2 separate regions of the Homo sapiens genome follow, and region 1 is linked to region 2. A link is a loop called in an ENCODE intact Hi-C map of the cell type or tissue named here. Cell type or tissue: ascending aorta. All regions are shown on one strand. Links, peaks and the distances in the headings refer to the core of each region. The heading gives the core; the rest is flanking DNA.

Region 1 (5,390 bases), core at 123-5,122, 83 kb after region 2:
TCTTTTCTCAGATAAATTATTCTTCAAGAATATCTTCAATGTCAAACCTCAAATGGTGTCTTACAATACTGCCAGTCAGTCATTGTATATGTTCTCTTTCAACTGATTTATCTACCAGGGCCTTTTTGTGCTTGTTGATTGCAAAGTCAATCTTGCATATATTCCGTTTTCCTGATCTGTTTGACAGAATCTTAGCGAAACATTCAAGGAGAAGATCCTGCTTCCATAGTTACATCACTCCTTTTGAGATTCCATTGCAATTCAGCAGCAGATAATACCAATTCCAACTTTATAGTGTAACTTCCATTTTGTGGAAAGCTATTTTCATTTTGGCACATTAACTAGTACAATATGAAAATGAAAAATCCTAAAGTGAATATGAAAATCTGTATACCCTCCAGCTGATTCTTCAAAGTTCATTTTTAAAATGTACTTGTTTTGAGATTCTCTGCTGTAGGAAAACTGTATTTACCAAACCATGTAGCACATTCCTAGACAGACACAATACCACTAAATCAGTCCATTTAATGTTGGCACTTTCCTTACTTGAGAGTTTGGTTTTGAGTACTGTTCTCCCTTCCTTGCTGATAATATAGTTTTTGGAGTATCTAGTAACTGCTGGCAAATTTTAGTCATCTTACCTAACTGGAGCTAAACCAAAATGATGGGTAGCACTAGGAAGGCCACATTTCCCAACCTACCTTGCAACCAGATGGGATCGTACAATGATGTTTTGGCCAATAGAATGTGGACAGAGTGATATAGCCACTTCCAGGTCTCACTCTTCTCTTTCTTCGCTTGTTGGATGATAGATCTCAAGAATCTAGGGAGGATTCTGAGACTTAAGGGAGGTCTGAACAGTAGAAGTAAGGAGACTGGGTCCATGTATGACTCTGTGGAGCAGAGTGACCCCACACTCTCAACCCAAATTTGACTGTGCCAAGGGTGACACATCACCCTCTGTTATGTTAATCTGCTGAAATGCTGGGACTGTGTGTTTCAACAACTAGGGTTACTTAACCTGATTAGTAATGATAGTGTAATAGTTAGAGAAATCCCCAACTATATTCTTTAGGAGTTCCACCAGATATTATATAGTATATAATATAGAAATATGGCCTTTGTAACATATGACAACTTAATTGAAATGTGTCTGGACATTTATTCCCTCATCTCAGAATTTTTTTTTAAATTTTAATATTTTAAATTTTAATTTTCATGAATACATAGTAGTATATATTTGTGGGGTATATGCAATAATTTGATACAGGCAGAGAGTGGGTAATGATCAAATTAGGGTAATTAGAATATCCATCACCTCAAACACTTATTATTTCTTTGTGTTAGGAACATTCCAATTCTACTTCTATAGTTATTTTAAAATATACAATAAATTATTTTTAATTGTACTTGCTCTATTATGTTACTGAACATTAGATGTCATTCCTTCTATCTAACTCAAGTGTAGATCCACTGACTAACCAATCTTCATCCCCACCACCTCCTCAGTACCCTCCCTGGCCTCTCTGGTAATGATCATTCTACTCTCTATTTCCATAAGGTCAACTTTTTTTTAGCTCCTACATTTGAGAACATGTGACAGAAAAATATAGAATGTTCCACAAATTTGCGTGTCATCCTTGTGCAGAGGCCATGCTAATCTCCGTATTGTTCCAATTTTAGTATATGTGCTTTGAACTGAGTACTCTGAAATGTTTTTGAGTGTTATTTTCCAAGCATTGGATAAGTTCGGGGGATACCATAAAAAGCCAAATAGGCGTGGTTATAGTCCACAGAGCTTATAGTCCAGGAAGTAGATGTTGACCAATGGATACACATATAAATGTAAAATTATAACCATGCTCCTTTCTATGACATACAGAATCATGATCCTATCAGACATAAAAATAGAAATATTTGACTTCATTAGGGAGGCATCCATGAGGAAGGATTCCATGCTGAGAGGGGCAGATGTGTGGTTACCACATGAAAGTCAGATGGCAGGAGACAAAATGAAAGAGGGTCAGAGTGGGTGGAGCAGGCAGAGTGAAGGGAAATGGGTCAGGTGAGCCTAGATAAGAGTACAGGTTAGAGGAAGTATTTTACTCTTCACTTAGACACTAAAGAATGACATTTGCCCTTTGCCCTTTGAAAAACACTGCTCTGGCTACATTTTGGGGAATGGATTGGACATGAACATGTACCTATATTTATATGAAGGGAGTATGTGGTAATATGAGACTCACCTGTCAAGATACATGTACCTGGCTGGGTGTGGTGGCTCATGCCTGTAATACCAGTATTTTGAGAGGACAAGATGGGTGGATCACTTGAGTCCAGGAGTTCGAGACCAGCCTAAGTAACATGGTAAAACCTTGTCTCTACAAAAAAAATACAAAAAAATTGGCCAAGCCTGGCGGCATGTACCTGTAGTCCCAGCTACTTGGGAGCCTTAGGTGGGAGAATCACCTGAGCCCAGAAGGCAGAGGTTTCACTGAGCTGAGATTGTGCCACTGCACTCCAGCCTGGGTGACAGAGTGAGACACCGTCTCAAAAAAAAAAAAAAAAAAAAAAAAAGAGAGAGACATAGCTCAGGAAAAAAGGAAATATAAAAACAGTTCAGCAAAGGAAAAGTTTTTGGGATTTGGATGATTGGTGTTTTGGTAAACTTGTTACTTTCACCTTTGTGTCTTTTTTTTTTTTTTTTTTTTTTTTTTTTTTACCATTATAGATCAGTAGTTCAATATGGCAAGTTTGAGACAGGAGACATTGGTCTTAGGCCAGTGTGAACATCCAAAGCAAATGAGATTGCAGTGAACTACGAGGCTGGTGTGAGTGAGATTTTTGTTATCAGTTGCCCTAGCATCCAATCCCCTGTGGAAACCTGCAAGTCACTCATCCACAGCAACCAAGTAAGAGGACTCCCCTCAAAAGACACTGGGATGCTTTGACACTCATTATTTGGAAGATAAGGAGACACCACAGTTTGTCCACAAAATTTATGAAGGACTGTGCCCAAAACACAAAGGAGAAAGACCTGCTTGGCTTCCCTCTCTGATCTACCCAGATTTCTGACAACCATGTCCCTCTGTCTCAGATTGTTTTCCAGTTCCCAAGAGAATGAGATGTTGATATCTTGAATCTTTTATATAGACTTGTTTTCTTTCTCTCTGTATATGAGAACTGCTGCTATGGAGGCTTATGATTCAGTAATCACCTTGAGATATTCCTTTTCCTTCTCGGGGCCCCGACTGTATTTCTCACCCTTGCGATCCAGGCTGCAGAGCCTGACAAACGCACCCTCTCAACCACATCAACACCAGCGCAGGTTCAGACTGGCCTTCTCTCCTCCACACACGAGGGAAAGAGCTGGACGCTCAGCCCTTTGTTACTTTTTATTTTTAGACTCAATTCACCTCTCCAGAAGCAATACATAGAGAGAATGCTGAATAGACTGCCCTGCATTGAGACACTTCTCAAAGATATCTTTTTCCCTTTAAGAAAGAATGACTGATTGCAAGTATTTATTTTCTAAGGTACAATTGTAGACCTTCAAAGTCAGACTGTTAATTTGATGATATTAACTTTTGAGTCACTTGACTAGTCAGTTTAGGAAGCAACAATTCTCTCAAAACTCTTATAATTACATTTGGACAAGTTTGTGCGTAGGACCGCAAGTCCATCAGCTTATTATAACCATAGTGCGTTCACACACCATCTTCATTATCTTGTGCTAAAGAAGAGAGCACACACTCCTCTGTGGGTAATTTTAGATTGGCCACTGACACACTCTGCAGTGTTTATAAAGAAAACAAAACTTGGATGTTGGCCCTTTTAATTATAACTGGCAGAATTGCTACACCCAAAAATCACATAATCTCTTCACCATATTATATCTTTGAAGACATCTGCTTGCAAAGCAGTAACAAGGAACTTGAATTCTAAAAACAAACTTTGTACTAGATTGATTGGTTTGGCGAGCCACGCTTCTGAAGTACTGACGGATTCTGAAAGATATATTCCTGAACTTCAAGAAAAGTTTAAAATATGCTATAATGGAGTTACATCAAATTGTCTTTGGTCTGGACATGCAGATTAGAGACTGAGATCCTATTTCATCGTGAAGGAAGGTCCAACTGGCCCAGTGGCAAATATCATAAATGTCACCAGTCATTCTGCGTTTTTGTTTTGAGTTTCCAAATAAACATCTAGCCAGTGAAATAGCTGGATAGTCCAGTGCACTATTTCACCTGAGAAATGATCATCACATAAGGTTCTATGTTCTAGGTGCTTTATATATAATATTGTGAAGACAACTGAGAGTGCTGAACATTCCACCAGAGGGAGAAAGCTGATCTTTGACATCATCTTTACTATTTATCAAGCATATACCTCTCTTCATGTAGATTTGGGATATGATCTGAGTCCATTTTTTGAGTAATTACATTGTGATCCTAGTCACTTCCCCCGGGGCAGATCATTTCGCAGTTTGCAGAGTTCCTAAACTCATAGTACTGTAGCCTGAAAGATGAAATGGAACAATTAATCGTTATCTATGCTCTGCAGATGAGTAAGAATCTTTCCTTTCGTAGGAGATTCGTGCATGTGTATTTGAATTAACAGTCTAAGAAAAAACCCAATGCAAAAGCCTGAATTTGTTGCCAAAATAAAATTGCCTACATCTTATGTAGTCATGTAACTCATAAGGTTCCACCCTCCTTCCATAACTCTAGCCAAAGAGTCTGTTTTTCCTTCCCTAACACAGTGTTTTCTGGAGCCCAGGACTAGTTTTTAAACACTAAAATGACTTAAGAAGGCTGCTGGAAAAGTGAAAGCAATCTCATTGTACTGTATTAGTTCAACCAAAATGACTAACACATTTCAACATTTAGAATGTCCAATTGAACAAATATTTACTGCTCAGTTAGTAGTTTTAAGAATCTTTGTCCAAAATTACTTATCTTGTGGTAATGCTTTGAATATTGAGTATACATTTTAGATAAAGCAATTTTTCCTTTGATGTTAAAAATTGCCTTTATAAATAGGTACGTTGCCTAAAAATTATAAAATTGCATGTATTATTGGTAAGAGTTGAAAGTTCCCCAAAAGCTTCACAGATGTTGAAATTTGTTGTCATTCTAACGTTAATTTTATTAGTCCAAAGTATTTTTTCCCAAATGTTTTTCTGAGAAGTGCAGAGCAACTGCTGTTACCCCAGAGCACTGAACTATTAACTGTTAATGGCAGGGGAGTTTTCACATTCCAATATTTCAGCTGCATGCTTGGATATAAGTTATTTTGTTCATACATCCCCTTCTTGCAAATACGTAAGGCAGGAAAGTTAATAATTTTTGTGTTTGTTAAAAACTCCTGAATGTCTTCATATATGT
Region 2 (5,390 bases), core at 157-5,156:
CACATGGACACAGGAAGGGGAACATCACACACTGGGGTCTGTTGTGGGGTGGGGGGGGGGAGGGATAGCGTTAGGAGATATATCTACTCTTAAATTACGAGTTAATGAGTACAGCACACCAACATGGCACATGTATACATATGTAACAAACCTGCACGTTGTGTACCCTAAAACTTAAAAAAAAAAATGAGTTCCGATAGACCCTTTCCTACAAGTTTCTCTGATGTCTTGTATCTGAAGATGCAGAACATGAAATTAGATTTTCTTGATGACCATTATTAGGATTATAAACATCTATAATTGTTCAGCTTTTTCTTCCAAACTTTTCTTTCTTAATGGTTGATTAGAGAAAATTTTGCATTTATTATATATGCCTTGGGTGCCTCCAGCCCCCTGCAGTATTTATCACCTGAAATGGGCAAATAATCTGTTAGAAATATTTGTTAAATAAGAGTCAACAATTATTGAATGAAGTTGCAAAAACTAAGTTCAGAGGACAGAGCTGTGACACCTACATGACAATTATTTTAGGCAATCAGAGCTCTTTTAGATTTTTGGTTTGTGTTTTTTTTTAATTAGTTTTTTGGTAGGGATCATGTTCCAGGTTTCCAGAAGACTTTTAGAACAACAGCTTTCAAAAGGAAAATGATATTATTTGGTTTTTAATTAAAGAAACCATCTTTCGTACACTAAGATTGAATGAAATGTCTACTTTTTAGTCTCAAATAGATTTTATAAAACATTTAAGTATGTAAAAAGTTTAGTTTTCAATCAAAAATGTGTTTATTTTGAACACAAATATACGTAATAAGAATAGAACCAAAAAATTATGTATGTTTTATTAGTTTCCCAGGGTTGCTGTAATGAATTACTGCAAACTACATGGCTTAAAACAACAAAATGTATTCTCCTGCAGTTCAGGAGGCCAGGCATCTGAAATCAAGACGTCAGCGGGGTCGATTTCTTCTGGAAACTCTGAGGAAGAATCTGTCCCATGCCTCTCTCCTAGCTTCTTGTGGTTGCTGGCAACTCTTGGCTTTCTCTGGCTTGTAGCTGCACACTCCAGTGTTTCCTGTCATCTTCATATAGCTTTGTGTCTCCTTTCAAGGACAGCAATCATTAAATTCAGGGCCCACCCTAATCCAGTATGATTTCACTTTAACTTGATTACATCTTCAAAGTCCCTATTTCCAAATAAGGTCACATTCACAGGTATTGGAGGTTAGGACTTGCAGGTATCTTTTTGGTGGGGATAAATTCAACCCCCTAAATATGTGTACATATTAGATATGTGACCATGTGCTATAGAATATACAGTGTAAAATCATACAAAGTATATACTTTCTCTTGATAGATGATTTTACAGATATGGAGGAGAGAATCAACTTCAGACTGATTTTTAAATGGCACCATCTTAAAAATAAAGATTTTAATGTCCTACTTGGAAAACGCATGTAACCTTTCAAGTCAAAGAATGAAGTTCCAACACCAGGAAACTCACTATTCTGGCCATTCTATCTTGATTCTAAGTGAACATTCTAATTAGAACCAACCCTCATAATTACTTTTATATTAATAGCATTATAAGGTAAATGTTCTTCTATCTGGGTTTTATCTCTCTGCTATAAATTGCATTGTTAGCTCATATCATGCCCCTTGCATTATCAATTATTGGAGGCACTTCTTAAACGGAATTGGGGCCATGAGTAATTGGAGAAGCATCTGATAGATGGGGAAATTTTTTACTTTCCCTTGCAAGGCTGGATCTCCATAATTTGGCCGTGAAAACATTGATATAAGACATCGCTTCAATTCATTCTGGGATTTTTTTTGCAATGTCGGTGTAAAAAGCTATTGAGCAGGCAGGGGAATTCCTAACAGATGAACCTCTGACTTATTTTTTAGCTTTTTACTGATGTCTTACAAAGAAGAAAGTACATTTATGTTTGTCAACATAAAAATGCTTTTATCTCTTGGTAAAAACCTACAATACTCTCTGTTGTTCACCAATAGCCACCCTCCCACTAAAACAGAGGAAAAGTTTCTCATTTGGGGAACAAATTTCTCTTTATACACTTTTGAGTTCAACACAAATTGGTGACCCTGAGGAGGAAGACGTTATAGACCCTTAAATCCCTAGATCCACCCAGAAATCCAGCTTGATTCATTTTCGCTTGTTCTAGTAGTCTGATTTATGTCAGGAGACTGTGTTTATGGAGATCAGGTGGCCTTTCTCACAAGCCTTTTTAATTTGCACCATTATCTGCTGATAACAGCGTAATGAGCCTGCATCTTCTGAAAAATAGAAAAAGTGTGCTTTTCCACAAAACACTTGTAAGACTGCATGGATTGCGGGGAAGTGGTATTGGATGCTATTAATGGGATGGTAGCTGACAAAAATGTCAAAGATGTAAGTTATTGTTCCAGGCCACTTGAAACCTTAGAATATGTTCCCCCAGTCACCCTATTAATGGAGATATATTATCTCTCTGAGAATTTCCTGTCAAACTCTGTTAAGTAAATAAAGAATAGGTGAAATATCAGAAACAGAGCTAACAAATGGAGCTAAGGCCTCCACTGGAAAGAAAAGAGCCAGCTGTTTACCGTGCTAATTCGAAACAAAATGAAAATGTATGTTTTTCATCTTTGTGGAATATAATTTTCAAACATAGACTGGAAGTTGGCTTTAGAAAAGACTTTTTTCTTTTTTTGAAAGAGATATTTAGTGGTCTGGTTTGTGTGTGACAAATGTGACTCTGGCCTTGACTTAAGACACATGTCTGGCTGAGCCCTGCATGTTGCCTCGAAATTGAACTCAAACCATGAAGTAATATTTGAGTCATTCAGCCGTGTTACTCTCAATGTGTCAAGATCAGAATGTACTAGAACTTTTTATAGTCAGAGACACAGCTAATTGTAGATACCGACTATCAGGCAGGACCCAGGGAATTTGGTGTAGGTGAGCAGAGCCACCCAGCTCTGTGGTTCCGGTGGTCCTGTGCAGATCTCAACCAAAGCCCATGTCATCCTAGGAATCTAACATAGAATCCATATTGTTCAGCCAGTGCTTCTCAATTAGGGGTGAGCATCCACACCCCCATACCCCCACTCCTGCTCTCCTGCCAGGGACACTGGGCAACGTGTGGAGGCATTTTTGGTTTGCATATTTGGGAAGGTTGCTACTGGCATCTGGTGGGTAGGGACCAGGAAAGCTGCTAAGAATTCTACGGTGCCCAGGACAGGGACCCACAGCAAAGGATTATTCAGCCCCAAATGTTGACAGTGCTGAGGCTGAGAAACCTAGCTCTTTTATTTTTGAGACAGAGTCTTACTCTGTACACCCAGGCTGGAATGCAGTGGTGCAATCTCAGCTCACTGCAACCTCCCAGGTTCAAGTGATTCTTCTGCCTCAGCCTGCTGAGTAGCTGGGATTACAGGCACATGCCACCACACCCAGCTAATTTTTTTGTATTTTTAGTAGAGATGGGGTTTCGCCATGTTGGCCAGGCTGGTCTCGAACTCCTGGCCTCAAGCAATCCATGTGCCTTGGCCTCCCAAAGTGATGGATTACAGGCAAGAAGCCTAGCTCTTGAACAGTGATTCTTAAACATGGATGTGTGTCAAAACCATCTGGACAGCTAAGAAGGCAAAGGCCCAGGCTCATTGAGGTGACTGTGGGGTAAACACACCTGAGAGCAATAACATAAGTACACCCTGAGAATGACCCCGTATGGCAGATGCACCTGCATGTGTTTTCTGAGCTAGGGAATCCAGGAGTGGCCAACCCGGAGATTTCATTCCTTATCTATGATAAATGTTTGAGCCCCCAGCCTGTCCCATCTAACACGGCGCATATAGGGGATTGAGGCCCTGAGTTCTTGGGTTAAATGAAGGTTTCCAGGAGGGGGTTGTTAGTGGGAGGGTGTTAAGTGAAAACGCTATATAATATTTGATTCATGATGTTTGCAGGCGGTTGGGGTTCTACTGCCCCGTCAGTCAGCACTGTAGGAAAGTGGATGTGTTGTCTAGCCAGTTGCCACTGGATCATTTTGGTAATTAAGTTGGTTCTCCTGTCCAGCCCACTGCCACTGGACTCTCCCCCCTGTATGGAACCCCTAATAAAACCCCAGGTCTCCTTTGCTGGCTCTGGGTCTCTTCTTGAACCTGGTGCCTTCACTATTGGAATTAATAGGGGTTTGGCAAAACAGGGAGGGCCTGAGCCTTTGTAGTTTTATCAAGTTTTTACGTGATTCTCACTCAAGTTCAAAAGCCACTGGTATAGGCTATTAATTAGATTCGGAAGTTGGACATGAACCATTTACCAATTTTTTTGGTCACACATTTATTATTTTTTGGTCACCCCTGTAATCTCAGCTACTTGGGAGGCTGGGGCTGGAGAATCTCATGAGCCCAGGAGTTCAAGGCTGCAGTGAGCTACGGTCACGCCACTGTGGTCCAGCCTGGCAGACAGAGTGAGACCCTGTATCTAAAAGAAAACATACAGAAACAACTTTGTGTGATTGTTTTTGTATGTTTTGTCTTCTTCAACTGCTCTAGATTTTTTTGCACAGGAAAATGTATGCTATAATGGTAATTTATTAATCATTATTTTTCTAGGCCAGTATTTCCCACTCAATCTGTGGGTTGTGAAGTTGCTACGAGGACTTTGAGAATCCGTATGTGTGCAAGCATTGCTCATAGAACTGAAAAAAAATCTTACACATATAAATATATGAATATTTTCCAAATTATATAGATGATCTGATTAATCATGTACACACTCATTTAAAAGTATTACTCATTGAATGTTTTAGAAAGAGATGAACACAAATATATCTCTACTGTCAGGTGGGTTCATAAAATATTTAAATATTTATTTTGCAAAGGGATCCTCCAAACTTAAAGGCACCTGCAGACTACATTTTCGAGATTTTTCCACAGTTTTTTTTTGAGACAGATTATTTGCCCATTTCAGGTGATAAATACTGCAGGGGGCTGGAGGCACCCAAGGCATATATAATAAATGCAAAATTTTCTCTAATCAACCATTAAGAAAGAAAAGTTTGGAAGAAAAAGCTGAACAATTATAGATGTTTACAATCCTAATAATGGTCATCAAGAAAATCTAATTTCATGTTCTGCATCTTCAGATACAAGACATCAGAGAAACTTGTAGGAAAGTGTTTTTTTTAATCACTGTATCAGTTTCTACTGAGATCCATGTACAGTTCTATATCTAATACTTGGTTTAGAGCACTGTTGCTCTAAGCTTGATTTCTCAAATAAGTCACCTGGGGATCTTGTTGTCCTACAGATTTTGATTGAGTTTGCCTGGACTTGTAATTCAGCAATCACCACAGGCTCCCAGGAAATGGAATGGCCCTGACCCT

Evidence for each region. Peaks named below come from ENCODE experiments on the same cell type or tissue, not always from the same donor. Only the 100,000 strongest peaks of a DNase experiment are listed, where the experiment ranks them.
Region 1: a loop joins it to region 2, with 2.0 times the contacts of the local background. A loop is called at or near these places in 1 of 110 quality-filtered maps.

Annotation. Positions count from the first base shown.
Region 1 is chr3:70,804,666-70,810,055 of GRCh38, reverse strand. It overlaps the pseudogene RNU6-281P. Among named protein-coding and RNA genes, the nearest start is that of FOXP1-AS1, 480 kb to the left of the region's middle. In ascending aorta, for the core only: no CTCF peak of the experiment used is centred there; no DNase peak of the experiment used is centred there; H3K4me3 peaks cover 863 bases.
Region 2 is chr3:70,887,297-70,892,686 of GRCh38, reverse strand. No RefSeq gene overlaps it. Among named protein-coding and RNA genes, the nearest start is that of FOXP1-AS1, 400 kb to the left of the region's middle. In ascending aorta, for the core only: no CTCF peak of the experiment used is centred there; DNase peaks (open chromatin) are centred at 2,806 and 3,346; H3K27ac peaks cover 2,194 bases.